2 separate regions of the Homo sapiens genome follow, and region 1 is linked to region 2. A link is an interaction called in ENCODE POLR2A ChIA-PET data of the cell type or tissue named here. Cell type or tissue: B cell. All regions are shown on one strand. Each heading gives the region's core, and the rest is flanking DNA. Links, peaks and the distances in the headings are about the cores only.

What was found. Peaks named below come from ENCODE experiments on the same cell type or tissue, not always from the same donor. Only the 100,000 strongest peaks of a DNase experiment are listed, where the experiment ranks them.
Region 1: POLR2A ChIA-PET joins it to region 2 with 5 read pairs; 1 of 35 experiments calls an interaction of 5 or more read pairs at or near these places.

What each region holds. Positions count from the first base shown.
Region 1 is chr5:132,188,698-132,191,625 of GRCh38, reverse strand. P4HA2 (prolyl 4-hydroxylase subunit alpha 2) reads left to right here. Exons shown (of 15, transcript NM_001017974.2): 15 at 1-1,479. All of the region lies in intron 2 of P4HA2-AS1 (P4HA2 antisense RNA 1), which reads right to left. Among named protein-coding and RNA genes, the nearest start is that of P4HA2-AS1, 5.3 kb to the right of the region's middle. RefSeq lists an enhancer at 1,096-1,390. In B cell, for the core only: CTCF peaks have their summits at 1,041 and 1,245 (motif pointing left); a DNase peak (open chromatin) is centred at 1,245.
Region 2 is chr5:131,645,814-131,648,741 of GRCh38, reverse strand. It overlaps FNIP1 (folliculin interacting protein 1), which reads left to right. Exons shown (of 18, transcript NM_133372.3): 17 at 1,537-1,652. Among named protein-coding and RNA genes, the nearest start is that of RAPGEF6, 12 kb to the right of the region's middle. In B cell, for the core only: CTCF peaks have their summits at 1,302 and 1,502; DNase peaks (open chromatin) are centred at 481 and 1,561; H3K4me3 peaks cover 1,456 bases; H3K27ac peaks cover 1,705 bases.

The DNA of each region.
Region 1 (2,928 bases), core at 224-2,723, 540 kb before region 2:
TTTAGTATTTTCATACTTTTGAATTTTAGCTAGCTTGGTACATGTTACGGACTAAATGTTTGTGTCCCCCCACCAGATTCATATGTTGAAATCTTTTTTTTTTTTTTTTTTTTTGAGACGGAGTCTCGCTCTGTCGCCCAGGCTGGAGTGCAGTGGCGGGATCTCGGCTCACTGCAAGCTCCGCCTCCCGGGTTCACGCCATTCTCCTGCCTCAGCCTCCCAAGTAGCTGGGACTACAGGCGCCCGCCACTACGCCCGGCTAATTTTTTGTATTTTTAGTAGAGACGGGGTTTCACCGTTTTAGCCGGGATGGTCTCGATCTCCTGACCTCGTGATCCGCCCGCCTCGGCCTCCCAAAGTGCTGGGATTACAGGCGTGAGCCACCGCGCCCGGCCCATATGTTGAAATCTTAACCCCCAATGTGATGATATTAGGATGCGGAGCCCTTGGGAGGTCGTAAGCATGGAGCCCACGTGAGTGGGATTAGTGCCCTTATGAAGAGATCCCAGCCCTCTTTCTGCCATGCGAACACACAGCAAGAAGATGCCTGTCTATGAACCAGGGGGCCCTTACCAGAAACAAACCTACTAGCATCTTGATCTCGGACTTTCCAGTTCCCATAACCATGAGAAATAAATGTTTTTAATTCAATGTATGGTATTTTATTATAGCAGCTCTACCTAAGACAGTACATGTATAGTGTCTATTTGAACATTACTGATAATGTTGAACAACTTTTCATGTTTATTAGTTATTAGGTTTCTTCAAGTGTTCTTATTCATACAAATTTTAAAATATGTACACAAGTTCTTTGTTATATATTTTGCAAATATCTTCTGTGGCTTGTCTTTTCACTATTTTAGTTCTGTCTTTTGATAAACAGGAGCTTTTAATTTTTATGTCAAATCTATCAAGCTTTTTCTTTTTGATTTATGTTTTTTATGTCTTATTTGAGAAATCCTTCTATACCCCAAGATCATGAGGATGTTTCCTGTGTTCTCTTCTGAAAGCTATATAGTCTTTGTCATTTAGGTTTATCTTTATACGTGGTATGAAGTGTAAAGTTCTACTTTTAATTTTTTGCATATTTTATTAGGATAGGATGGGCTTTTTCTGTAGTAATAATCCTTAAATCTCAGGGGCTTAATATATAAAATTGTCTCATGCAAAAAACCACTGGGTCTAGGGCAATTGCTATCTACTGCCGTCTAATCTCCCTCTAGTGGCTTCCATTGGTAGACCCTAACAGGAAGCCAGCTGATAAGGGAATCTGGGAAATGTAGTTTACAGAGTGGCAGCTACAGTAGAACAGTAGAGACTACAAGGATGAGCTTGCAGCTGAGAATAGAAACGTGACTGGCACACTAGGTGGTTTGTTTGTAGGTTTTTTCTTTTCCTGTTTGAGACTTTTTTGGATTCTTGAATTTGTACAATGGTATCCTTAATCAATTGTGGAAAATTAAATGATTTTTTCTTTCAGCATTGTCTGTTTCTTCTGTAACTGATTAAATGTAAGTTGGATCATATCATGATATTATCTCTTAATCTGTCTTTCATATTTTTATATATATGCTATATTTGGGGAGAACTTTATAGCTGTTTTGTACAAAGTTCACTAATTCTGTCTTCTATCAAGTGCATACAGGAGTCTGTTTAAGGACTTTAAAGATGTAATTCTTTGTTTTCTGGCTTATACCATTTCTGTTGAAAAGTCGCTATCTGGTCCTTTGTTGTTCCTTTGAAGGTGATTTTGCCTTCACCTGGCTGCTTTAAAGATTTTTTTCTTTTTGGTTTTCAGTAGTTTTACTATGGTGTACTTAGTATGGGTTTCTTTTTCTTTTCTTGCTTGGCATTTAGCTTCTTGAATTTCTGGGTTGATGTCTGATCAATTTTGGAAATTTCTCAGACATTATATCTTCAACTATTGTTTCTGTCCCATTTTTTCTCTATCTGCTCTGAGACTTCAGTAATCTGAATGTTAGAACTTTTCATAGTGCTCTATATATCTCCAGTTCTTGTGTCTCTCATGCTTTTTTCTTTGTGTTTCAGACTAGATATTTTATACTGATCTGTCTTGCAATTCATTTATTACTTTTGCTGCTAAACCCATCTACTGAGTTCTTAATTTCATTTTTCTTATATTTCTCAGTTCTAAAATATCCATTCATGTCTTTTTTTTTTTTTTTTTTCCTTGAGACGGAGTCTTTCTCTGTCACCCAGGCTCGAGTGCAGTGGCGGGATCTCAGCTCACTGCACCCTCTGTCTCCCAGATTAAAGCAATTTTCCCACCTCAGCCTCCCAAGTAGTTGGGATTAGAGGCACGCACCACCACACCCAGCTAATTTTTGTATTTTTAGTAGAGATGGGGTTTTGTCATGTTGGCCAGGCTGGTCGCAAACTCCTGACCTCAAGTGATCCACCTGCCTCAGCCTCCCAAAATGTTGGGATTACAGGCGTGAGCCACCACGGTTGGCCCATTCATGTCCTTTTAATGGATTTTAACTCTCTGGAGAATCTGTCTTCTGTTTTCTCTGTGTTTTTCTCGGACTGATAAATCAGTTATGTGAATTTTTTTGTCCGATAACGCCATGATTTCGATTTTCTATGGCTCTCTTTCTATTGTCTTTTTCCCTCCTTAGTTTCTGGTCATTTGGTCCACTCTGTTGATATGCCTGGCAATTTTTGATTGAATGTGTATGACAAATTGTAGAGCCTCTGGATGGATAACCTCCTGCACAAAGGGCTCACCCTTTCCTCTACTATGCAGAGTGGGGATCAATCACCTTAATCCAGTAAGGATCTGAGCTGACTTAAAATTAAGACTGGGTGGTAGTTTTCTTAAGACTCTATCTCTGGTTTACCCTTATTTCCCCCCTTATAGGATGTAGTCCTCCAGGATTTTCTAATTGAGAGCCTAGTGTGTTCACT
Region 2 (2,928 bases), core at 114-2,613:
AAAATGTTCTGGAAATGGATGGTGGTGATGGTTGCACAACATCGAATGCTCTTAGGACTATATAATTATATACTGTAAAGTGGTCAATATAGTAAATTATATTACATATTTTATATCTACATATATTCTGCAGTTAAAATTTTCTTATGGCATTATCAGCCTAAAGCATTGTGAAAAAACATACACTATAAAACCACAACCATTTGGTTGTGTTTTACAATAATAAAGTAGATTTTTATTAGGAGCTTTTAATAACTGATTTTCATTGGAAAGGAACACTCTGTATGAATTTAATGTTTAGCACCTGAAACTTCTGTTTTTTCCTCAAACATGTTTAGCATCAATTCACATGATAAATCACCTATTTTAGTAAATTGAGCAAGTTAATTGACATTAAACAAAATGTATGTGTTTCAGGTTTTTTTTTTTTTGTAACTTTTGTCACCCAGGCTGAATTGCAGTAGTAATCATGGCTCAATGCACCCTCAAAACCCCTGGGCTCAAGTAGCTAAGACTACAGGCACGTGCCACCATGCTCGGCTAATTCTTTTTTTTTTTTTTTTTTTTTAATTTTTGTAGAGACAGAGTCTCACTGTGTTGCCCAGGCTGATCTCGAACTCCTGGCCTCAGATGATCCTCCTGCCTCCACCTCCCAGAATGTTGCGATTACAAGTATGAGCCACCATGCCCAGATGTGTTTTAATTTTCAGTCTTTCAGCTTAGAAATTGGGGAACCACATAGCATTCTTTGTGAACTTTTGCAAACTGTTTTTTATTCTCCACAGGAGAATACATCCTTTCCTATGTAAATACATTTGAAAAGTATTAATTTATAAAAATTTTATATTTATCAAATTTGAAATAAAAACATAGTGAAAAAAGTTTTGGAAATGGATAGTAGTGACGGTTGCACAACATTCTGAATGTACTTAGTGCCACTGAAGTATATTTAAAAATGGTTAAAAAGGGCTGGACATGGTGGCTCACACTTGTAATCCCAGAACTTTGGAGGCTGAGGTGGGTGGATCACCTGAGGTCAGGAGTTTGAGACCAGCCTGGCCAACGTGGTGAAACTCCATCTCTATTAAAAATAGAAAAGAAATTAGCCGGGTGTGGTGCGCATGGCTGTAGTCCCAGCTACTCAGGAGACTGAGGCAGGAGAATTGCTTGAACCCGGGAGGCGGAAGTTGCAGTGAGCTGTGGTCGCGCTTTGCACTCCAGCCTGGTTAACAGAGCAAGACTCCATCTCAAAAACAAAAAACAAACAAAAAATGGTTAAAAGGGCAAATTGTATGTGTATTTTTGCACAGTTAAAAAAAAAAAAAGACGCTGTAGAAGCTAATCTTTGATATGAGCCAGAAAAAGTTTCACTTCTCTTTTTAGCTAAAACTACATACTTTAAAAATGTGCTCCAAATTTTAGTTCATATTGAAATAAACAAACAGAATTGTCAAAAACATTATGTTTTGGAGTTTGCCATGACTGAGAGTTGCAAACTGTTTTCTGACCTGGTTCTTGGTTCCTCCCTAACTGCAGTGTGTAATGCATCTTGAAGACCGGTTGCAGGAGCTATACTTCAAAAGTAAAATGCTGTCTGAATACCTGAGGGGGCAGATGCGTGTTCATGTCAAGGAGCTGGGAGTGGTTCTGGGGTATGTTAATGGTTTCTTTTTTGGCTTTGCTTTCATTGCCCTGTCATCAGGCAAGGAATTTTCCTCAGAATTGCCCTTTTTCCTTTTACGTGTCTTCTCCTATTAGAAGCTGGAGGCTGTTATCATTTAGGTTGCCCTGTACCATGTAATAGCAGGTTCCCTGTCATCCACTAATCTGAAAGGCATTATCCCTTGTGCCATTACATACAGTAGGTTGAGAATATAATCACAGTGAATTAAAATCTGAATTTTTGTCTCAGAAACATAAGTACATACTCATTTATTAAATATGTTGCAAACTCATTATTCCAAGTATCTGCCCTGCCTTCCACATGAGCTGGTTGAGGTAACAGAAGTCTGTAGATGGTAATACGTTATCCATATATTACTCCTTCCCCCCCATTAACTATATATTATATCTGTCTACTCTGCATTATTCTCTGGCAGAAAACAGTTATCAAAAATGCTTACTGAAGGAGGAATGGGAAGTTGGTAGGGGGGGCATAATATAGCCCTATTTCATTATGTTCTGTGGTCACTTTTCTTGTGTTCTCTGGCCACTTTAGGTGGGTTCATATGAATTATTTCTTGAAATGCCATTAAAGAAAGCAAAACAAGCTAGAACTTTTATCTAATTTGGCTTTTATGATGGGAAAAGAAACCAATATCACTGAGAACCTACTGTATGTCAAACCACATGAAAATTTTTTACTAGTGTTATTTCTTCATTCTTACTATCATCCTGCAGTGTGTAGGCAGTGTTATCCAGGTTGGAAACAGATGATTCTGAAGTTAACATGCCAGATGTCACACACTGGTAGGACTAATTAGGGATTTGAATGACTCTATATCTTTTTTACTTTAGACCCTATTTATATTCTGTAGTACCACACTGTTGGTCCAGACTTGATGATTTTGACTTGAGTTATACAGAGAGAATTGTTCTCCAGTATTTGGAAAATCAGTAACAGGATATAACCTTGTTTTTCTGGGGAGTGAGCTGTGTGTTTAATGCCTTTATGTAAAAATATTTAAGACAAGTTTTAAAAAGTAACATAAATGTAACCAAAATTCACAGTGCATTTTGGCATACAATGAAAAGTAAGTCATTGTCTTCTTCCCCCAACTTCCAACCCCTACTCAAACACTGTTAACAGATTGTTTTGTAGAATTTTTAAATGAATATTATTTAAAAATCTAAGTTGAGTTATACTCTTGTGTCCTTGTACAACTTGCCTTTTACTATATCTTGAATGTTCATATAAGCACAGAATAA